3 separate regions of the Homo sapiens genome follow, and all the other regions are linked to region 1. Evidence: chromatin loops called from intact Hi-C (ENCODE). Cell type or tissue: PC-9. All regions are shown on one strand.

What was found. Hi-C counts contacts between places; a loop is a spot of excess contacts. Peaks named below come from ENCODE experiments on the same cell type or tissue, not always from the same donor. Only the 100,000 strongest peaks of a DNase experiment are listed, where the experiment ranks them.
Region 2: it touches region 1 in a loop (6-fold over the local background); 16 of 110 quality-filtered maps call a loop at or near these places.
Region 3: it touches region 1 in a loop (9-fold over the local background); 66 of 110 quality-filtered maps call a loop at or near these places.

What each region holds. Positions count from the first base shown.
Region 1 is chr14:103,181,680-103,189,679 of GRCh38, reverse strand. It overlaps LINC00605 (long intergenic non-protein coding RNA 605), which reads left to right and starts at 652. Exons shown (of 3, transcript NR_033938.1): 1 at 652-1,088; 2 at 1,233-1,303; 3 at 1,410-2,459. It also overlaps the pseudogene GCSHP2. RefSeq lists a silencer at 534-583. In PC-9, CTCF peaks have their summits at 3,900 and 4,102; DNase peaks (open chromatin) are centred at 2,236, 3,039, 3,799 and 4,129; H3K4me3 peaks cover 267 bases; H3K27ac peaks cover 3,146 bases.
Region 2 is chr14:103,074,512-103,082,511 of GRCh38, reverse strand. No RefSeq gene overlaps it. Among named protein-coding and RNA genes, the nearest start is that of LBHD2, 5.7 kb to the left of the region's middle. RefSeq lists a silencer at 6,464-6,913 and an enhancer at 7,107-7,698. In PC-9, CTCF peaks have their summits at 3,871, 4,071 (motif pointing left), 6,616 and 6,818 (motif pointing left); DNase peaks (open chromatin) are centred at 4,031, 6,641 and 7,391; H3K4me3 peaks cover 1,549 bases; H3K27ac peaks cover 1,112 bases.
Region 3 is chr14:103,277,603-103,285,602 of GRCh38, reverse strand. It overlaps the pseudogene RAP2CP1 and the pseudogene RPL17P4. Among named protein-coding and RNA genes, the nearest start is that of EIF5, 53 kb to the left of the region's middle. RefSeq lists enhancers at 2,596-3,393, 3,817-4,111, 3,394-4,192. In PC-9, CTCF peaks have their summits at 3,740 and 3,949 (motif pointing right); DNase peaks (open chromatin) are centred at 652, 802 and 3,952; H3K4me3 peaks cover 380 bases; H3K27ac peaks cover 2,151 bases.

The DNA.
Region 1 (8,000 bases):
GGGGAGCGGGTGGGGTCCGACGGGAAGCGAGGACGGGGAGCGGGTGGGGTCAGACGGGAAGCGGGGACGGGGAGCGGGTGGGGTCAGACGGGAAGCGGCGACGGGATGCTGGTGGGGGGACCCCCGCGCTCTCCGGGCGACCCTCTGCAGCCTCTACTCTGCCCCGTCTGTCATCTTCTCCCGACCCGGCGACCCCGTTCTCCCCCTCGCCCCTCATTCCCCGGGACTGTCCTTCTTAACAGCGCCCTTCACCCCGCCCGGCCCGCGAGGTAGTCCTCAGCAGGGGACAAGGTCCGGACGTGGCGCCCCCAGAAGGAGCGCGGAGAGCCCCTGGGACCCAGTCCCGCCAGGTACGCATCAGGGGCGGAGCTGGACTCGGGGGGCGGGGCTGGGGAGAGGGTGGCCCCTGCACACTAGTCCCCTCCCCTCGACCCCGCAGCCCCGCGGCGCGTTTCCTGAGGCGCCCCCGCCACGTCCCGCGAGTCTCTGCCAAGTTCCCGCGCGGGTGCGCCCCGGTCGCGCCCTCCCTGCGCCCGCCCAGGCCTGGGGAGCTCTGTGGGTGGAAGCCGGCGCCCCCTGGGGGCACCCGGGCGTGGCGAGGGCCTCGGCGGTCGGGAGGCCTCTGCGGGGCAGCGGTCGGGAGCGAGGCCACGGGGCGCCAGGTACAGCCGGCGGGACGTCCAGTGCCAGCGCAGGAGCCGGGCGAGGCCGTGGCCTCCAGGGTTCCTGGGCGGAGGACAAGGCGCGCAGCCGCGTTGGCGCGAGTTTTAAATCGGTGCCTTCTCAGCTTTGCAAGTTCTTATCAATTGCTGCATGCCAGAGGAAGTTTTTAAAAAATGGCCCCCAGCTCTATTGCGGTGTAATTGATGGATAGAAATTGTATTTATTTAAGGTGAACAGCTGGATGATGTGATGGAGGCACGCAGGGTGGAGGGGTTACCACAGTCTAGGTACTCTACACATCCAGAGCCTCCCACAGTTGACAAATGGATTTTCCTAATCAGTTTCGTCGTGTTTTGTACTTAAGTTGAGGATTCCACACCGTGTGGTACTTTCAGAAGAGATGTAGTGGTGAATCAATCGCAACGGTAAGGGGAGCAGACCTGGACATCTGATACTTGATCAGCAATTCACCTTGCCTGAAAATGTTTTGACTTTGTTTCATGTTCCAAGTGCCGAAATGATCGCACGCCTCGTTAGAAGTTGAACGTTACTCTTTTCTTCAAATGCAGGTTGTGATGTTTTCCTAATTAGGTATTGAGAATTACCATTGGTATTTGGAATTAGATTGCGGAGCATTTAGGTAAATTCCTTGAGTTTTTCCACAGTATTTCATCTCAATTACAGTACAGATTTCAATATAGACACATTGTATTTCATGCTTTTTTTCTTTTTTTTTTTTCCCCCAGGAACCGTTCTCGCTATGTTGCCCAGGCTGGTCTTGAACTCCTCAGCTGAAATGAGCCTCCCACCTCGGCCTCCCAAAGTGCTGGGATTACAGGCGTCCCCTCTGCCCCAGTACTGTTTCCTCTCCCCAGCCCAGCCCCCACAGCTGCCTGCCCTGGCCTCACTCCCTGGCCTCCCCCATCCCAGCCTCTGGGTCCCTGAGTCAGTCCCTGGGGCTGTCTGCCTTCTAGGGGAGCCTCTGGTGTGGACCAGAAAGTAACCTAATCCCTTCCAGGCCCACCCTGGAAACAAAGGGATTTGTCCACTAGCCTGGTGGTGAGAACCATGTGGCCTCCTGTCTCTGGCAGAGAGGACTCCAGGATCAAGGGCAGGTAAAAGGAGGAGCCTCCTGGGGAGCTTCAGAAGGAGGGTCCCAAGTCCCTCCTGCCCCACTTCTGTGCCTGGGTCACTCACACCCCTGCCTGACTCTAGCCCCCCTTCTCCAGGGGTCTCCACAACATGTGAATCATGCCCAGCGTCTTCCATTACACCCTTGATAAAGTCCTCTCCTCACCAGGACCTCTGTCATTTTACCTCATGGTTTTGAAATAATTTTTGGTCTTCTTAGCAGTTTAAAAATATTGTTTTGTTTTTTTTCCTGAGTTTGGAGCATTCCTGTTACTAATTACATTTTTTTTTTAGACAGGTGTACACTACTACACCCAGCTAATTTGTTTTGTTTTGTTTTGTTTTGGTAGAGATAGGATCTTGCTATGGTACCCAGGCTGGTCTTCAACTCCTGGGCTCAAGCAATCCTCCTGCATTGGCCTCCCAAAGTGCTGGAATTACAGGCATGAGGCAGCACGCCCAGCCCTAATTACTTCTATTACGCCAAATTCCTTGTGTGGAATTCCTGTGCTTTGCACACAAATTGCCAGGTTGGCCCCAAAGGGGAAAAAAGTGGATCCCATTTTCCCATCTTCTATGCCTACGTGGCTGACAAATCTCCCGAATCCCACAGGAGCTGTCGCTGATCTTTGTCCTCTATTCGCTGAAATAAAGTTCACCATGGATTTCTGCTTCTTTTATTCATTGTCAGTCCACACATAGGGACAAATTCCTGTGCTCTCATTAGAAAGCCATTTGCTAAGTGAGAACTCCGGGGAGGCCAGGCCTGAAGGAGAGCTTGCTGTCAGTCATTTCGATCAGGGACGGGGCAGAGTCCATTGTCACAGGTGGAGCTGCCCAGCCATTCCCCGCCCCTAGGAAGTCTGGGCTGACTGGGGGAGGGAGTGCTTAGAAGGGGACCCCTGGGGGTTGAGGTGTCTTTGCTGCGTATTTCCCTGTTATCAGTGTCGAAGTTAAATACAGAGATGAATCCTCAAAATTAAAATGTTTTATTTGGGGAAAGAAGTGTAATTTGTGGATATCTGTAGCGTGAGTGGTCTTTAGGATGTCCAAAGAATGAAGAAAGGCTGGAGGTTTTATAAAGAGGAGAAATATTACTACTGCTCTTTAAGAAAGCTCATTGGCACTGGTGAGTTTGGGGAGCTGGCAAGCTCCGACTGATGAGTGAGGGCAGAGGGTAAAACGAGTCGTGTCAGCAGGTTGTTTAGTAGGCATTAGGTAAACTGGTTTCAGGTGGCAGCAGTTTCAGCAGCCGGTCTTACAGAGAATGACATTCTTGGAGAAATTCTATGTGCCCTGAGTGCTCCTTCCCGCTGGCCTCTTGACCCTTGGTTGGGTGGGACAAGAATGACCCAATTTGTGTGATTAGCTTTACATTTTTCTCTTTTGATCAAGATATTTCTCTGAAAGCATCGCTAACCAGCCGTTCTGCAGCCAGGCTTATCTGTCCCTGGGGCTGTAATGGGCTTGTGCCAGCTGTCTCTGTCCCACATTGGAGGGAACATGGCGGGGTCTAAGTCAGCAACCTGGGCCACATTTGTGTAATAACGAGGCCAGAAGGAAAAAATGTCTCAAAGCAGTTACTTTTTTTCTTTCTTTCTTTCTTTCCTTTTTGAGATGTAGTTTTGCTCTTGTAGTCCAGGCTGGAGTGCAGTGGCACTATCTTGGCTCACTGCAACCTCTGCCTCCTGGTTTCATGCGATTCTTCTGCCTCAGCCTCCTGAATAGCTGGAATTACAGGCATGCGCCACCACCCCCAGCTGATTTTTTTCCTCTCTCTCTCTCTCTCTCTTTTTTTTTTTTTTTTGTAGAGACAGGGTTTCACCATGTCGGCCAGGCTGGTCTTGAACTCCTGACTTCAGGTGATCTGCCCGCCTCAGCCTCCCAAAGTGCTGGGGTTGCAGGCGTGAACCACTGCACCTGGCCTCAAAGCAGTTTCATCTGGAGTCCAGTATTACATTTTATTTCATCTGCTTTGTAGGCATTAGTCATTATCTGGAGGTGTTGAGCAAGTATTATCCTGTTAGGAGAGTTGGCTTCGTTGAGATTAGACAGGCACTAAGAACAACATTTAAAAATTATAATGAAAAAATTGGCAACAATATAATAAACTTAGTTCGTAGAAGTGGTTTTGAACTAACAGCCCCAGCCTAAGGGCAACAAATTAAACAAAAGGCCATGGAGGAGACTGGGCCAGGCCTGTGATAGCCACTGAGAAGTATTTCATACAGGATCGAATTAATCACTACTTTGTGAACGCCAGGTTTATAAAAGGGACCACCAGTACAATTTGAACAAAAAACTGTGTTAGGGAAAATGCCAAATTTGCCCACTAGGTGGACTAAAAGGATTTCTTTTTTTTTTTTTTTTAGGTCAGGTTTTCTCAAGTTACCTATAGCAGTTACTTATTGTGAAATTTTAATTATAGCATTATCCTGCCAAATGAAGAATGGCATTGAGAGGGTGAGAGTCTCATTATTATATGGAGCCTTATAACAACGTCTTCGGAAAACCTGCTTTTTTAGGTTTCTTTTTCAATTTTTGTTTTTAAATAGTGAGGTCTCATCATGTTGCCCAGGCTGAAGTTTAACTCCTCTCGCCTCGGCCTTCCAAGTAGCTGGGACTACAGGCACCATGGCTGCTGGAACAGCTGTTTTTAGCAGGGAAAACGTCAACTGCTCCTCTTGGTTTGTGGTTTGATTGTCTCTGATTACGGCATCGTGCAATTTGGTGAACTTTTGGTGTGGTTCATATATCAGGCATAAGACTTGTTTTTTACTTTATTAATTTTGTTTTTTATTTTTATATTTTAAATTATTTCATACTAGTTTATTTAGGGGTTATTTTCACTCCTCAATAGATTTTTCCGTATTTTTTATAAGCTTCTTCACTCATAAGTTCATCTAGTTCTTTTTTTTTTTTTTTTTTTTTTTTTTTTGAGACAGTTTTGCTCTTGTTGCCCAGGCTGGAGTGCAGTGGCATGATCTTGGCTCACTGCAACCTCTGCCTCCTGGGTTCAAGTGATTCTCTTGCCTCAGCCTCCTGAGTAGCTGGGATTACAGGCAACTGCCACCACGCCCAGCTAAATTTTGTATTTTAGTGGAGATGGGGTTTCGCCACGTTGGCCAGGCTGGTCTCAAACTCCTAACCTCAGATTATCCACCTGCCTCAGCCTCTCAAAGTGCTGGGATTACAGGTGTGAGCCACTGCGCCCGGCCAAGTTCACCTAGTTCTGAAGAGTTACTCAGTGTCATCTTGATCGGCCAAACATTTTTATAACAAGATTTGTCAATAAGTTCTGTATTTTCTGCAAGAGCTTCATTAATTTCAGTTACTTCTCCTGATAAAGGAGAATGGAGTTCATGAACAGCTTTCACACTTTCCAAAGCACCAAATTCATCTTGTTTGTTCAATTTTGTCCCAGCTTCAGGCAGACTACAGTAAAAACATCTCCCAATACTTCCTGTGCAAAATGCCTGATTCCCACGGTTCCCATACCATTTCTTGTTGTTCTCCAACCACGTTTCCCCGAGAATTCATGCACCGAGAGCAGGGCGGGTTCCACGCACAAACCGTGCCCATCCCCAGCCACCAAGGCCTCAGCCGGTGAGGCATGGCAGGTGCCAAGGCCCCGCTCAAGCTGCAGCCCACAGCCCACCCACACTGCGCCACTCAGTGCCATGTTCGTAGGGAGGGGTGCAGAGGGTCTCCACGCTGCACTTTGGTCACTGTTTGTTTTTGTTTTTGTTTTTCTAGGGACAGGGTCTTGCTCTGTTGCCCAGGATGGAGGTGCAGTGGTGCAATCCTAATTTACTGCAGGCTTGAAGTAGCTGGGACTATAGGCGTGTGCCACCACACCCAGCTAACTTATTTTTTGTAGAGACAGAGATCTCGCTATGTTGCCCAGGCTGGAGTGCAGTGACATGATCATAGCTCACTGCAGCCTAACTCCTGGGCTCAAGTGATTCTCCCACCTCAGCCTCCCAAGCAGCTGAGACTACAGGTATTAATATATGCCATAGCACCTGGCTAATTCGTTTTATTTTATTATTTGCAGAGAAGGGGTCTCACTTTGTTGCCCAGGCTGGTCTCAAACTCCTGGCTTCAAGTGATGCTTCAAGGGATCCTCCCACCTTGGACTTTGTTTTGTAATATCAGTTTAGTTTTAGCTTAGTGGGCTTCAGGAACAGAGCAGTTTTCATTTTGCTAATTTTATGGAAGAAAGTTGGATTGGAGGAACCTAGAATAATTTAGGATTTAGTCTAAAGTAGATAAGAACTAAAAAAACAGTGCATAGAGTTACAATCTAATAACAGGTGTATTATAGCTTTTTTTTTAAGGACTATAACTCTTCTTTTTACTTTGATCATATAGGAATTTCAGATGAAAAATCTCTTGAGGCTAGAAAGTCAAACTAAATAAGACTTTAGATTTTACTCATAGTCCTAAGGTTCTTGGGCCTGCCAGAAAATGACAGTTTTTATTAACTTACTGTAAGTCTGAGGACCCTCGAAGTCAGATATTTTATGTATATTTTAAAATATGCCATTTTAGTCAGTCTTGGTAATGTAACCGGTGTTTTTCATTGTATTTTGTTATAAACAGAGCAGATTTTATTGGACTTATATAAATAACCGTATTGTCATAAGTATACTCACGTATAGTTTTCACATTTTGGAGGAATCAAGTGAGGAGAAAAAACAAATTTTTTATCTTTGTTTAAAAAAATGTATTTTATCAAATTGTAGTAAATTATAGATAGCTTAAAAGAGAAGATTTTCTTAAATCTGGAAGACAAAACATTTGAGTAAAGAGCCAATAACATTTTAAATAAAAATTATAAAAATATTTTTATCATTTATTATTTATCATTTTTATCATTTATTCTTTAATTTTATGTCATTAACTTTTGTTCTGCTTGATTTTTATTAGTTTTATGAATCTATTAATTTTTATAAGAGTTTTAGAAATTTTTATTTAGTCCATCGATCTTAAAGTTATTAGAGATCCGTATTTAAGAGTACTTGTTGGAGTCTTTTCTATGAATCTGACTGTGAACGTTTTTAGAGAAGAGTTTAAAATAATAACAGTGAATGACAAAAACTTAGCATAGCCATGTGTGTTAGGTCGTTCTTGCATTGCTGTATAGAAATATATAGCAGAGACTGGGTAATTTATAAGAAAAGAGGTTCGATTGGTTCACAGTTCTGCAGGCGATACAGGAAGCATGGTACTGACATCAGCTCAGCTTCTAGTGAGGGCCTCAGGAAGCTGACAATCATGGTGGAAGGTGAAGGAGACGCAGGCATCTCACGTGGCCAGAGCAGGAGCGAGAGGGTGCGGGGGCTGCCACACTGAACGACCAGATCTCAGAAGAATTCACTCACTATTGTGAGGCAGCACCAAGCCATGACAGACCTGCCCCCATGACCCAAACACCTCCACGGGTCCTCCCTCCAACACCGGGGATTACAATTCAACATGAGATATGGCCAGAACATATATTCAAACCACATCACCAGGGTTAAAAATCTGATGAAAGTTTCCAATTGAAAAGGATACTTAATTATTTCTACTACATATAGATAGCACTTTAAGATAACAACCGATAACAACCAGAATTATGAATTATGACTGACAGCATATTAGATTTTTATAAAGTTATATATTTTTTGAAATATTTATATTAACATACTCATCTATGTAGCTAAAAGATCTAATATGAATTATTATTTGACATTTAAAAAATGTAATTTGCCAAATCAGCCTAATCATTTAGTATCTCTATAAGATGAGAGAGAGATTTTTTGAGGCTTTTCAGGGCCCCATCTAAAAAATTTCAAAGTTAATTTTAGGCAAAAGAGACTTGAATTTAGGATTGATTTTCAGGAAGTTTGTCAAAGACGTTAAAAGGCTCAAAACACTTGATCAAAACAGAGTTGCATTGTAAAATCATATTTATTTAACCAGAGTGATAATTAAAAGACTTTGAAAGCAATGCAGAAAGTTATATAGATATAAAAACCTTAACCCTTTTAAAGCTTAGGTTTTTGTAAGTAATTACAAGCCTAATAAAGACAACATAGAAAATTATCTTGATAAAACATAAAATTTTTGTGGTTTTAGACCAGCTACCAAAAGGTAAAGAAAAACCTTTTGTAGTATGATTGTTTTTCTTTATAGGAGCTAATTTAGATAACTTGGAA
Region 2 (8,000 bases), 110 kb after region 1:
GAGCCACCGCGCCCGGCCCACCATCTACGTTCAATAACCCAACATCCATCCCATCCACAGTCCACCGTCTACCTTCAATAACCCAACATCCGTCCCATCCACAGTCCACCATCTACCTTCAATAACCCAACATCCATCCCGTCCACCATCCACCATCTACCATCAATACCCCAACATCCATCCCATCCACAGTCCACCATCTACCATCAATAACCCAACATCCATCTCATCCACAATCCACCATCTACCTTCCCCCATGCAACCACCAGCCATCCATTCACAATCCACCATTCAACCACCGTCCAGTATCCAATGTCCATTAACCATCCATCTCCAGTCACCATCCCATATGCAACCACCACCCATCCATCATGCACCCATCCATTCACCACCAGCACCCACCATTTACCAAGCATCAATACACCACTAAATACCCATTGATCCAACATTCATTCACCATCGATCCATCCACCACCTATCCATCCATCACTCACTATGTAACAGCTTTCCATCAGATATTTAACACATCCATCTACCATTCACATCTCCATCCACATATCTAATTGTGAATCATCACTCTACTATTCATTTGTCCTGATTTATCCCTTAACCTCCATCCAATCAGCAACAAGTCACCCATCTACAATTCACCCACCAGTCATTCACCATTTGCCATCCATTCATATTTCTATTAACTGTATTCCTCCATCCATCCACCAACCATCTACCATCACCATCTCTTTTTTGGTGTTTATTTGTTTGTTTGTTTGTTCGTTCGTTTGAGGCAGAGTCTCTCTCTGTCACCCAGTCTGGAGGGCAATGGCGCAGTCTCGGCTCACTGCAACCTCTGCCTCTGGATTCAAGCAATTCTCCTACCTCAGCCTCCCAAGTAGCTGAGATTATAGGTGCCCACCACACCCAGCTAATTTTTGTATTTTTAGTAGAGACGGGGTTTCTCTATGTTGGCCAGGCTGGTCTCGATCTCCTGACCTCAGGTGATCCACCCGCCATGGCTTCCCAAAGTGCTGGGATTACAGGCGTGAGCCACCACACCCAGCCTACCATCACCATCTCTTATCCATATCCACCACGTATCCATTCATTCACTATCCATCTCACAACATCCTCTATCTATCCACCCATCATCCAGCCAAAATTCACTATTCATCCAAAATCCATCCAAGTACCATCTAGCATCCATTCATATTCATCCATTCTAGAAAAAAATATTGACTGCCTTCTATGTGCCAAACATTGTTTTAGGTGCTGAGGACAGAGTAGAGAGACAGCAGTGAGCATTTATTTGCCATTATCCATCGACCATTACAATCCACTCACCATCCATCCAGTCACTATTCATGCCCATCCCACACTCGTTATTCTTTCTCCATTCGGTATCCATCTTCATTCATCATCCACTCTACCCACTTGCTATGTATCCATCTTCCTCCATCTGTACATTAAAGCATCCATTTACCACCTCTCCATCTACACACCCACCATTCATCTTTCATGCATCACTTTTCCAAGTTGTAGCCACCTACTGTTTAAACCTTCATCCATCCGCTCAGCACCTGTTCATCATTAGTCATCCAGATTCCATCCAGTTGTTATCTATCCACATCCACCTTCCATTTGTACCTCCACAGCACACAACCCATTATTCATCCAGCTAGCAATCATTCATTTATTTGCCATCCAGTCCCCATTCATGCACCAGGCAGCCACCATTTACTTGTCCACCACTCATGATCCATCCATCAGTCATATACTCATTGGTATTTCTGTCCCATCTGCCCATCCATTCTCTGTGGATAGATCCATCACAATCATCCACTACTATTTATCCACCATCCATCCACACTTCCATGATGTATCTACCCACTAAGCATCCACCATCTACTATTAATACTTATTGCCTGCAGTTTATATCCACTATGTATGGATTCATGTGGTATCCATCGATCCAACAATTCAGCATCCACGTCCGTCCATTTTCCATCTATCAATCTACTGTGTATTTATCTATTCTTCATCACTTAATCAATCACCAACTACATAGATGCATCTACCATCCATCATATTATATCCATCCACCATCTAGGATCACCCTCTACCATGCTTCCAGTGCCCATCCAATCATTAGCCATACATTCTTCTACCCACCACATACTCATTCCATCATTATGTCCATCGTTCATCCACTATCACTCACACAGACAGTTATTCATCCCCCACCAATCAGCCAGCCACCTAGTAATTAACTCGTCCATGTGTTCATCTATTACCCTTAAGTTATATTCTTATATTATCCACATACATAAACATCAGTCCACTGTCCTCACTTCATCTCACCGCCACCCATCCCCATCATTCATCCATCCATCTTCTCACCATTCTTTTGCCCATTCATTCATAAACAATACATTCATGTATTAATAAATATTAATATTAAGCATTATTGACTCCATGTCAATGCTGGATTCTGGGATCATTGAGAGAAATAAGACCCAATCCAAATTCACGATCCAATGGTCCAAAACGGAGAACCAGGTCAGGCAGAGAAGTGTCTTTGTGAAAATGCGAATTGGGTTCTCCTGGATGTGGGATGGATAGAGCTCTTTGCACAAGTTCTCCAGGAGGAAGATGGGCAAGGGGGCATCACAGCAGGGTAGGTGGAGGCCTGACCTGGGCACTGTGGCTGCAGCTCAGGAGATCTGATGATGTGGGCATAGCGGGAGGTGAGACTGGAAAAAGAAGGTAGCAGAGATTGTGCAAAGCTGAGAATGCCCAGCAGAGGGGTCAATCCCTGATGTGGGGGCAGCAAGGAGCTCTGGGAGGGTTTGAGGCAGACAAGAACCCCAGTCATCTACATTCTGAGAAGGGGCTCCCCACATCTGTACACTGCTCCAGGCAAGAGCACAGACCAGAAGGACAGGGGCCTGGCCTAGTGTCACACACCAATGCCAGAGTAGGTCAGACACCTCACACCCTTATCACTGTGGCTGCAACCGCACCCTCTGAAGACCCAGACACCCTCACGTCAGAAAGTCAGCTGGCATGCTCCCCTTCCATCGCCCTATCCCCCAAAAGGCCACCCCGCCCCCTTGCCACTTGGGCAGAAATTGCTCTCCCAACTTGTTAGTGCAAGTGGTAACTATCACCTAAGGTGTTAGTTGTCATCCAAGGTGTTGGTAGGCAGGGGCCTCCCAGCTTCTAGGGCTTGCTCCCAATGGGGCATAGGGTACTCAGGAAATGCTCAAGTCCCTTGAGCCACCAAGCCATTGAGTCTGGGGCAGGGAGCATCTGTAAAGACAGGCCTGGAGCTCATAGCTGAGCTGCACAGTTGGCCTCAGGGCCCGTTTTTGCCTCGAGCCTCGGATACGCTGCTTCTCCCCCTCTCTCCTGCCACTGCCATGGGCCTTTCTCTACAGGAGACTGGCAGATCCAGAGGCAGGAGCTGTGCCTGGCCATGCCCAGCGTCTGCTGTGTGTCTATGGAGCCCCTGGCCCTCTCTGGGCCTCCCCATCCCTGCCAATGCAGTAAAGGCATGGGGTGGACTAAGTGAAGAAGCAGCGTCCCTCACATCCTCTGGCTGCACTGAGGCTATCGTTACCCTCTCCCAGCCCTGCTCCCCAGCCTCCACACCTTCCAAAGCTTGAACAGGCTGCTCACGGTGGCTCATGCCTGTAATCCCAGCACTTTGGGTAGCTGAAGTAGGAGGATCACTTAAGCCCAGGAGTTCAAGACCAGCCTAGGCAATATAGTGGACCACAAAAAATACGAAAAAAATTATCTGAGTGTGGTGGTGCATGCTGGTAATCCCAGCTACTGAGGAGGCTGAGTTGGGAGGATCACTTGAGCCCAGGAGGTTGAGGCTACCGTGAGCCGTGATTGCCCTACTACTGCATTTTCCAGCCTGGGCGATGAAGTGAGACCATCTCAAAAAAAAAAAAAAAAAAAAGAACGGAGGTGAGGGCGGCATCTGCATCTACTGGGGTGCTCCACTGGAAGCGGAAAGCCTGGCCCTGGGCCAGAAAGGCTTGCTCTCAGTACCCTCTTGTGGCCGTCTTGGAGTAAGACACCGCAGACTGCCTGGGCAACATCAAGGACTGCGCAGTGACAATACACCACTTCGGTGTTTTACCTGCATGTCTCTGCTACATATAATCCTTCCTTCCTTCCTCCCTTCTTCCTTCCTTCCTTCTTTCTCTCCCTCCCTCCCTCCCTCCTTCCTTCCTTCCTTTGGGTGTTTTATATGCATGTCTCTGCTACATATAATCGTTCCTTCCTTCCTCCCTTCCTCCCCTTCCTCTGCTTCCCTCCTTCCTTCCTCTCTGCTACTCCCTTCCTTCCTTTTTTTCTTTCTTCCCTTCTTTCTTTTTTTTTTTTTAACAGATGCAGCCTTGCTGTTTCCCAATCTGGCCTCGAACTCCTAGGCTGAAGAGATCCTCCCACCCCGGCCTCTGGAGTAGCTGGGACTGCACAGGCTCATGCCACCAGGCTGGGCCATGTGAGCACTGTGGCCCTATGCCACAGGATCGTGATGATCCTCTGACAGGGCAGGTCCAGGACCAACTCCTGTGCCCCTTGGCAGACTGGCAGGCAGGGGGTCCTAAATAAATGACCCTGGGGCCGGGCGCGGTGGCTCACGCCTGTAATCCCAGCACTTTGGGAGGCCGAGGCGGGTGGATCACGAAGTCAGGAGATCGAGACCATCCTGGCTAACACGGTGAAACCCCGTCTCCACTAAAAATACAAAAAATTCTCCGGGCGTGATGGCGGGCGCCTGTAGTCCCAGCTACTCCGGAGGCTGAGGCAGGAGAATGGCGTGAACCTGGGAGGCGGAGCTTGCAGCGAGCGGAGATCGCGCCACTGTACTCCAGCCTGGACGACAGAGGGAGACTCTGTCTCAAAAACAAAAAATAAATAATAAATAAATAATAAATAAATAAATAAATAACCCTGGTGGAGGTTGGAGGGGCCAGGCGGGTGGATGGAGAGTGAAAGAAGAAGGTGACTGGAAGAGGCCTCCAGCCTCTCCTGGGACTATCTCACCCTGCTAGGAAGCCCTGGTGCAAGGACTTCCAGCTGTCTTCTCCCACACTAAATCCCCAGCCCCTAAGTATTGGTTGACAGCAGTTTCCAGACGTTTCCCTCTGGATGTGTTACAAATCACCCAGTTTCAGAGGGGTTTTTTATGGCCAGGAGCAGTGTCTCACGACTGTAATTTGGAAGGCCAAGGCGGGCAGATCGCTTGAGCCCAGGAGCTCGAGACCAGCCTGGGCAACATAGTGAGATCCCCCCCATCTCTAAAAAATTATTATTTTTTTTAAAAAGTAGGCTGGGCACGGTGGCTCACACCTGTAATCCCAGCACTTTGGGATGCGGAGGCGGGTGGATCACGAGGTGAGGAGTTGAAGACCAGCCTGGCCAAGATGGTGAAACCCCGTCTCTACTAAAAATACAAAAATTGGCCGGGCGCGGTGGCTCACGCCTGTAATCCCAGCACTTTGGGAGGCCGAGACGGGCGGATCACGAGGTCAGGAGATTGAGACCATCCTGGCTAACACAGTGAAACCCCGTCTCTACTAAAAATACAAAAATTAGCCGGGCGTGGTGGTGGGCGCCTATAGTCCCAGCTACTCAGGAGGCTGAGGCAGGAGAATGGCGTGAACCGAGGAGGCAGAGCTTGATGTGAGCCAAGATCACGCCACTGCACTCCAGCCCAGGCGACAGATAGAGACTCCATCTAAAAAAAAAAAAAATTAGCCAAGCACGGTGGCTCTCGCCTGTAATCCCAGCATTTTGGGAGGACCATGCGGGCGGATCATCTGGAGGTCACGAGAGAGAGACCAGCCTGAGCAACACGGTGAAACCCCTCTCTACTGAAAATACAAAAATTCGCCGGGCACGGTGGTACACGCCTGTAGTCCCAGCTACTCGGGAGGCTGAGGCAGAAGAATTGCTTGGACCTGGGAGGTGGAGGTTGCAGTGAGCCGAGATCGAGCCACTGCACTCCAGCCTGGGCGATAGAGGCAGACTCCGTCTCAAAAAAGAAAAAAAAAAAGGAGCCAGGAGTGGCGGCGCCTGTAGTCCCAGCTACTTGGGAGGCTGAGGTGGGAGGATCACTTGAGCCCGGAGAGGTTGAGGTTGCATTGAGCCGTGATCGCATCACTGCACTCCAGCTTGGGTTACAGAGCAAGACCCTGTCGAAAAAAAAAATACGGTTTCAGTTTTTTATTTTTTGGTGGGTTTTTTTGTTTGTTTGTTTTGGGACGAAGTCTCGCTCAGTCGCCCAGGTTGGAGTGCAGAGTGGCGTGATCTCAGCTCACTGCAACCTCCGCCTCCCAGGTTCAAGCGATTCTCCTGCCTCAGCCTCCTGAGTAGCTGGGATTACAGGCACCCACCACCACGCCAGGCTAATTTTGTATTTTTAGCAGAGACGGGGTTTCACCATCTTGCTCAGGCTGGTCTCGATCTGCTGACCTCAGGTGATCCGCCCGCCTCGGCCTCCCAAAGTGCTGGGATTCCCGGCGTGAGTCCCGCGCCCGCCCGGGGTGTTTGGATGTCGTCCTAAGAGGCTCCACCCACAGGGGCAGCCCCGGGGCGCGGCTGCGGGGCGCGGCCTCGGCTCCGGCTGAGGGTCTGCCCTCCTAGTGGGAGTTGCGGAGAGGAGGCGCCGCGGAGCGGAGCGGGACCAGGCCCGGGGAAACGCGGCCGGAGGCGGGGCGTCGGCAGGAGGGGCGGTGCTAACGGCCCCGGGTTCCCGGTGCTCCAGCGCCCCCTCCCGGCTCGAGAGAGGAACGCCCGACCACGTCCCTCGGCGGCCGCGGGCGGAGGAGCCGGGCGACACTCCTGTCCCCCTCGCCGCCGCCTCCAGCCTCCCCCGGCACAGCCGGAGAGAATGAGGCTCCAGGCAAAGCCAAGCAGGATCCAGGGCCGGGGCCCGCGCGGAGCCGACACCCTGCTCATAGGAAAGCGAGGCTTGCTTCCCATTGCACGGAAGGGGAAGTCGAGGCCCGGGCGCTTGCTGGTCCGGCGCAGGGAGCTCGGCTCCGGCGCGGAGCGGGGAGGGGGATCGGGCTCAGCGGGGGCCCGATCTAGGCGACTAGGAGCGCCCATCCCGGGACTGCAGCCAGGCGGTCTGGGAGGGGGTGCTGTCCTTAATTTCTGGCTTGAAGGACAGGTGACCCGGGACAGGTGGAGACGGAAGTGAGAGGGGCAGCCAGGTGATGGGGACGGCGCATGCAAGAACCCAAAGGCCGGGAGCATGGGGCTACTGCCGACACCAGAGGCTAGTCCCACCCGGTGTTGACCTGGCAACCAGCCGGGGAGGAAGGGAGCTGTCTGAGGCCACACCCGACGCCCACCGGTGTCACCCGGAGCTGAGGTCATCCGGCCCGCCCTGGGCTGGCAGAGTTCAGCCTGCCCCACCCTCAGCCCGCCCACCGCAGGGGACCTTGCTTGTCGCCTGCCCTACTTGGCCCCACTTTAACCCTGGTGCTGTGCACACAGACAGGCCTGGCAGGGCTCAGGTCTCAGGCGGAGGGTCAGGGTTGTAACTTCCAGAGCCTCTGAGGACTCCTCACTGCTGAGGGCAGCAGCTGGCAGCCTCCAGCTGGGAAGCTCTGGGGATGGCCAGGTCCTGCCGTGTGGCCAGCACAGTCTCACCTCACTAAGGGGCAGCTCCTGTTCACAGAGGTGGGCAAGGTCCTGCTGCCAGGCACGTGCTAAATGAGCACTAATTGTCGTGGGCCACCTTTGTGTAACAAACATTAACTCTAAAGTGTGTGCCCCTTCTTAAAAAGTCCTCCTTAGTACGGTGGTGGGTAAGACGGAAATGGTATGTGTGTGTATAGTGCACAAGTGTGCTGGAGAGCTACGCCATAATCCTAGCTCAGCTCACACCGCATGTCCTGTGAGCAGGCACTCTCCAGGCAATTGGCCTGAAACCAGATGGCTTCACTGAATCATGGAAGCCCTATAAAGATGGCGTA
Region 3 (8,000 bases), 96 kb before region 1:
TCTCCAACTTCTCACTTCAGGTGATCCACCTGCCTTGGCCTCCCAAAGTGCTGGGATTACAGGTTTGAGCCACCGTGCCCAGCCTCCTAGAGAATTTGAACATATATATCTATACCCTATCACTGAGAAATTTCATGACTAGCTATATAGTCAGAGCCTAAACACAGGTGATCTCTGTTTCCAGTGTGTTTCCATACACGCCTGGGACACGTTCTGTAAAGACAGAACGACCCCAAGTATGGGTCCTGAAAATCTTCCTCCAGGTTAGAGGGCACAGATTCTAGTAGACCCTGGGACATAGTCCTCCACTCCTCATTTTATGCCATCAGCTTGCTCCAACATACACAACATCAAGTGCGTCATTCCTTGCGTTTTCAAATAAACATTTCCTATTACAGAAGCAAAAGAGGTTTCAGAGAAACTGAAGGGGATAGAGTTGTTGCTACCCTTTGAACTTAATTGCTCACACCACTGTTGACAGAAAAAGCCAAATTCTGTGAAATATTTGAAGAGATTTGTTCAGAGCCAAATGTGAGAGCCATGACCTGTGAGTCAGCCTCAGGAACTCCTGAGAACACGTGCCCCAAGGGGTTGGTCTACAGCTTGGCCTTACACGTTTCAGTTTCAGGGAGATAGAAGACATCGGTCAATACATATGAGGTATACAGTGGTTGGGTCGGAGAGCCAGGACAATTTGAAGCAGGGGACTTATGGATCACAGGTGGCTTCAAAGGCTCTGATTGGCAATTGGTTGAAAGAGTTAAGTTATTGCCTAAAGACCTGGAATCAGTAGAAAGGAATGTCTGGGTTCAGATAAGGTATGGGGTTGTGAAGACCAAGGTTTTTATTATGTAGATGAGTCTCATAGGTGGCTGCCCTTAGAGGCAATAGATGGCAAATACTTCCTGTTGAGACCTTTCAAAGATTATCAGGCTCTCTGGAAAAGACCCAGTAAGGGAAAGAGTTTCTCTAAAAAGGCAAATTTCCCCCACAAGAGGCAGCTGTGCAGGACCATGTCAAAAACATATTTTGGGGTAAATACTTTGATTTCCTTCAGGGTCTGCTATCTGTCATGTGACACTATATTAGAGTCAGGTTGGAATTTTGGTATCTTATTGCTGCAAAGAGTCTGTTTGTCCATCTTAAGGTCTCCGTTTTAATGTAATGCTGGTCAGCTGTGCCTGAACTCCAAAGGCAGGAGGGCTTATAACGAGGCGTGTCTGACCCCTCCCTTCCCATCATGGTCTGAACTAATTTTTCAGGTTTCTTTGAGTCCCTTTGGCCAAGAAGGGGGTCCGTGGGTCCATTCAGTCCGTCGGGTGGCTTAGAATTTTAGTTTTGGTTTACACAACCAAATCAAGTAACAGCAGGAGCGATTCGGCCTCAGGGTTGCTGAGATTCAAAAGCATCAGGTCAGGATCTCCCTCTGAACCGCCCCACCAAGGCTCAGGAAACTGGGGTACATGGCCACTGGTTCCTGTGGGCTGTTCCTGGGGATGCAAGCTCTCCGGCCCTGGCCAAGCAGGCAGCTCTGCCCAGAGAATGCCAGCAGCAGAGACAAAGGCTCCCGAGGCAAGAGGCCCACTCTGTGCCTGCTGCTTGCACGACTCGGATCCACTCAGCCCCGCATCCACCTTGTCCTGTGACTGATTCTTCACCTCGGTGGCTGGTTGCACCCTCTCTAAACAAAAATACACAGTGGGGTTGGCGGGACAAGTCTAAGTACAGTCTCCACCCTGGCGCTGATCTCAAGGCTGTGAGTAATGTCCCTCACCTCCTTCCTCACCACTCATTTTAGACCCTCCTTACTCTGGGACGGCAACGCAGCTGGGCTAGGCTGTTGGTTTCTGGGATGGCTCAGACCTTTATCCTCGAAGGGTCCAAGCTTCCGGTGACCACAGTTGCTGCAGCGGCTCCTTTCCTGCCATCACCAGGCACGGGAGCAGCACTTCCTGTCCATCAGATGGGTTAACACGGTGTCTTCACTACCAGGAGCCCGCACACTGTTCTGTGGAGTGTCAAGAACCTTAAAGTTCCTTCAGAAGAAGTGATCGAGAGCAGGGTAGTTAACAAGATCACGAAGTGCACTTTAAAAAACAAAAAACTCTTCATTGCATTTATTTTAGTGCTGAATTTATTCCTGTGCCATAAGTTTTTGTTTCCTCAGGGATATCTTTTTCTTGTGGGCAATCTTCTGGTTTAGGAACAATTTGTTCCTTCGCAGTAAGGATCATTTCGATGCGACAGGGAGAGCTCATGTATGGGTTAATCCCACCATGAGCTCTGGAGGTCTGGTGGCACATCTTAGGTGCTTTGTTCACTTGGAGGTGCTCAATGACCAGAGAATCTACACCTAAACCCTTCAGTTCAGCATTGCTCTCTGCATTGTTAAGCATATGCAGCAAGCATTCAGCACTCTTCTGGGGCCACCAACGTTGTGTCCAGCCCCACTGCTTGGCCTGGGCACACCTACCAACTCCCTGACTGTAACGTTGGAATGGCACACACTGCTTCTGTAAAGTGACATCTTTCAGATCCTTAGTGGCTTTTCATATATGCATACCCCTGATGACCTGGGCAGTTTCACAAGTGTTCCAAGGTGACCACGAAGATTTGAACCTCTTTGCATGATTTTGTGGGGTTTTCCGGGTTAAGTGAATAGCGAATCATTTTCACAGATTACCTCAGGAGGTTTAGGGGAAGAGAGAACCCAAAAATGTGCACGTCTGTCTGTCCTAGGTGAATGCAGACACCCTCCATCCTCCATCCCCAGTGGGAGTGGATGCATTCTTTTTTTTTTTTTTTTTTTTTTGAGACGGAGTTTTGCTCTTCGCTCTTGTTACCCAGGCTGGAGTGCAATGGCGCTATGATCTCAGCTCACCACAACCTCCACCTCCTGGGTTCAAGCGATTCTCTGGCCTCAGCCTCCCGAGTAGCTGGGATTACAGGTATGCGCTACCACGCCTGGCTAATTTTGTATTTTTAGTAAAGATGGGGTTTCTCCATGTTGGTCGGGCTGGTCTCAAACTCCCGACCTCAGGTGATCTGCCCGCCTCGGCCTCCCAAAATGCTGGGATTACAGGCGTGAGCCACCACGCCCGGCCTGCATTCTTTAGCTCGGTTGGCCGTCCGCCAAGCGCCAGCCAGGGTGGACCTCTTCCAGTAGATGCCACCTCTGCTGCAGCGGCTGTGACTGAGGCTACCACTTGGTTAAGTTTATGGCCGTCCACTCTCATTGCCATGAGCCTCTTTTATACTGTGGGAGATGAATAAATAGAAATGCATCTTCATGTCTTTGAGGATGGCCCGATTCTCTGCCCTCTCACCCGGCATGGCTTCCCATCTACTATCTTGACTCAATGAGGAAGCACTTTCAGGGCCTGCCACTGGTGTGTGCGTGCACCCATAGGCAGGGAGGTGTCTGGGCGGGGAGACAGAGACAAAGGCAGAGAGACAGAGAGAGACAGAGAGAGGGAAAGATGGTGTAAGTTGGGGAAAGGGGTGGGTGTGGCTTAGATGCCCACATGAGCAGAAGGTGACTGCCCTGTCCTTCGGCCTGTCCAGCAGCTGGCAGCCAGCTCACCGCTGAGCAACTGGATGGGAGTGGGAGGGTGTGATGCCGTCAGGAGTTCAAAGGAGCAGCTGGCTTGTTTAGAGAATATGGGGTGCTTTTTCCTGGATGGAGGCTGAGATCCAGAGGGACCAGGCCACAGAGCTCTCCCGGAGCATTCCCACAAGCCAGCAGCCGAGCAGGGTAGAGCCGTGGCATCTGCGTGAGGCCCATCCCATCCTGTCCAGCATGGCTCAGCAGGGTCTTGCTGGCCAGGGGTGTCAGGACTGGGAACAAGATGTTGCTGATTTCCATTTGCTGCCCCTGCACTTCCCCACACAGCCCAGAGCACAGCAGAAAGCAGCTGGTGTTTTGCTTCCTTTCCAGCAGAGGGAGGGAGCAGCTTGGTGAGGACAACTTGCCCTTGAGGCAGGGAAATGTGATCAGCACCCCCCACCTCCCTTGCCGGAGTGAGCTGCAGTAATTGGTTTTCCTAGAACAGCTATCCAACCCAAGGCGAAGAAACACCCAAACCAAAATGTCATAAAACTTACTGCGTTTAAAAACAATTATCAGGGCTGGGCGTGGTGACACACACCTGTAATCCCAGCACTTTGGGAGGCCAAGGCAGGTGGATCACCCAAGGTCAGGAGTTTGAGACCAGCCTGGCCAACACGGGAAAACCTCGTCTCTACTAAAAATAGAAAAATTAGCTGGGCATGGTGGCGGGCACCTGTAATCCCAGCTACTCAGGAGGCCGAGGCAGGAGAATTGCTTGAATCCGGGTGGTGGAGGTTGCAGTGAGCCGAGATTGCGCCACCGCACTCCAGCCTAGGCAACAGAGCAAGTCTCAAAAAAAAAAAAAAAAAAAAAAAGAATTGGATAAAGGTTGCTGCGCTAAAAATCAACAAAAAGATGACCTATTCTTCATAGGTTTCCATACCTATTTCACTATTTAAAAATTCCAGGAATTCAGGCAAAGTATGAAGGCAGCTGCCGCTAATAACACAGGTGCAATGCCTGCTGCATAACCGGGTGCTTTCTCTCCTCTCACCTCCTGGAGTTTTCTCTACAACAAACAAACTCCTGAAAAATAATGGTAAAGCCATCCGACAGCATCTAGAAATCTTGGAACATAGTGCTTTAAATATGATTCACAAAGTCAAATGGTAAGAATTGCAAAGTTTAAAAACAATTTATTTGTGCTCCATTTTCCTGTGCATAGCATAGTCAACCAGATGTTAATTACAAAACTGACAGCCAGCGCTGGGCTCACTTTAGGTATAAAATTAATTTGCCAGCGACACATATCCAATTGCAAGGTTGTGCTAAGTAGGTCGTAACTATATTTAGGACCACACAGAAAGGAAAAAGTGATTGCTCAATTCATCACTGAAAATGAGATGGAAACTTCATGGAACTAAGATCTAAACTTCGGCGAAGTGCTCCAAATCCAAACTGTAATTCTCAGAACCAGGTAGTTCAAAAAAACATACCACAAATTGCATTTGAAGAAAGCACATTCTGCCCATTCAGGCTTAAAGCAGTAAGGCATCTTTTAAAGAAGAAAAACTGCCAACAGAATGAATCACTGTTGTTAGTTAAAATACAGAAGTAGTCGTTTCCGTTTCCATTTACTATCCTGTATATCGCTGCTTTAAGATGCACCCAATAGGCCAGGCACCGTGGCTCACGCCTGTAATCCCAGCACTTCGGGAGGCCGAGGCAGGCGGATCACGAGGTCAAGAGATCGAGACCATCTTGGCCAACATGGTGAAACCCCGTCTCTACTAAAAATACAAAAATTAGCCGGGCGTGGTGGCACATGCCTGTAGTCCCACCTACTTGGGAGGCTGAGGCAGGATAATCGCTTGAACCGGGGAGGCGGAGGTTGCAGTGAGCTGAGATCACCGAGATCGCCACTGAACTCCAGCCTGGCGACAGTCTCAAAAAAATAAAAAATGCACCGAATAGTTCATCCTGGGCTCTCACGTTTAGTAATTACGAGTGCAGAATCTGCATAAGGAAATCGATTAAATACTTAAGACGTTAGCCCTTGCCTTTTACCTATTATAGTAACTTGGAAAGCTGCGAAGGTAAAGAACAGCTTTCAGGCCTCGGGCGCTGGGGCCGCGCTTCTGCTCTGCACCCGTGGGTCTTGGGGAACAAGGCCTGGGCACCGGAGGGACTCGAGGCAGCGCGCGGGTTAGAAGCGTCCCGGCAGGCTCAGTTCCCGACGCGGCCCCAGTCCTAGCCTCCCTCCCCGCGCTTCGAGGCTGCCACCAGGGCCATCTTTTTCTGGATGGAGTCCAGGGGACAACAGAAAACTTCCCAACACTCCACCTCCTCCTCGGGCGGGACCAAGGCCTCCGTCTCGCGCACCGCCTGCATGAACACCCGGTCCACCATCCGCTGGCTCTTGGCCATGACCTCCGGGAACGGGGAGCGCCCCTCGCGGCCCCGCGCCGTCAGCACCTGGCGCCCGTCGTCCGGGTCGGCCTGGGTGCCCACCAGCACCCGCGGGACGGCCCCGGGTTCCCACGGCCGGCGCAGGCGCTTGCTCGGCGGCCTCACGGCCCGGAACGAGGCCTCGCTGCACACGCCCGGGAGCACCGCGGAGCCGTCGCCGTGGCGGATGTCCAGGTCCTGGAGCGTGACCAGGTGCTCGGCGCCCGCCGCGTCCACGACCTCCAGCAACGCGGGCGCCGCGTTCGCCTCGATCTCCTCGCGGAGCCGCTCCTCCGCCCACGCCGCGCACTGCTCGGGGAGCGGCCGCACGCGAACTGCGTGTCCAGCGTGGTCCTGCCCACTCCACGCTCCCCAGCAGCACACCCCGGCAGCCCTGGCGGGGCGCGGGACCAGCCCGCAGGGTCCGGGACGCGGCGGGGAGGGGAGGGGAGGGAGGAAGGGTCCTGGGAGGGCGAGGACCCGCGCGGGGGTCTGGCCTGGGGCGGGTCGGGAGGGGAGGGGAGGAAAACGGGGGGCGGGGGAGGGCGGGAGGAAGGGGCCTGGGAGGGCGGACGCGCATCCCACGGAGCCGGGGCGGAGGAGGCGGTCGCGCCGCGGCGACCCCCGCCAGCCTTGGCCCGGACCCGCGCCCTCCTGCTCTCCCTGGTTCCCTGCCCGCACAGTGCCCGCCAGGTGCCTGCCGGGTCCGACCAGATCTAATCTGGAACCAGCTCCAGTGAGAAAGAAAAACAAGTTGGCCGGGCGCGGTGGCTCAGGCCTGTCAATCCCAGCACTTTGGGAGGCCGAGGCGGGCGGATCACGAGGTCAGGAGATCGAGACCATCCTGGCTAACACGGTGAAACCCCGTCTCCACTAAAAATACAAAAAATAGCCGGGCGTGGTGGCGGGCGCCTGTAGTCCCAGCTACTCGCGAGGCTGAGGCAGGAGAATGGCGGGAACCCGGGAGGCGGAGCTTGCAGTGAGCTGAGATCGCGCCACTGCACTCCAGCCTGGGCGACAGAGCGAGACTCCGTCTCAAAAGAAAAAAAAAAAAAAAGAAAAAAAGGAAAAACAAGCATACATCAAATCTGTGAGAAGCAGCTAAAGCCATTTTTAGGGGCAAATTTCAGTTTCACATTTTTTATAATGGAAAAGAAGAGGAGCCAAAAAAATCAGTGAGATAAATATTCATCTCGAGAAGTCGAAAGGAGGCAGGGTGAGATGGCTCACACCTGTAATCCCAACACTTGGGGAGGCTGAAGTGGGTAGATCGTTTGAGCCCAGGGAGTTCGAGACCAGCCCTGGCAACATAGTGAGACCACGTCTATGTTAGTCTGTTCTCACGCTACTATGAAGAAATACCCGAGACTGCGTAATTTATAAAGGAAAAAGGTTTAACTGACTCACAGTTCCGCAGGGCTGGGCAGGCCTCAGGAAACTTACGATCATGGTGGAAGGAGAAGCAAACAAGTCCTTCTTCACATGGGGGCAGGAAGAAGTGCTGAGCAAAAGGGGGGGAAACCCCTTATAAAAGCATCAGCTCTTGTGAGAACTCATTGACTATCCTGAGAACAGCAGCATGGAGGTAACCGCCCCCATGATTCAATTACCTCCCACTGGGTCCCTCCCATGACACACAGGGATCATGGGAACTACAATTCAAGATGAGATTTGGGTGGGGACACGGCCAAACCACACCACCATCTCTACAAAAAATACAAAATTAGTTGGGCATGGTGGTGCATGCCTGTGGTCCTAGCTACTCAGGAGGCTGAGGTGGGAGGATCACCTGAGCCCAGGGAGGTCAAGTCAGCAGTGAGCTGTCATTGTGCCACTGTACTCCAGCAGCCTAGACGACAGCCTAGGCTGTCTCGAAAAAAAAAAAAAAAAAAAAAAAGGAAGAAAAATATCCAGTAAATTAATTCCAAATAAAGTAGAAGAAAGTAAATAACAATTAGCTGGACAAGGTGGTATGCATTTGTAGTCCCAGTCCCAGCTACTC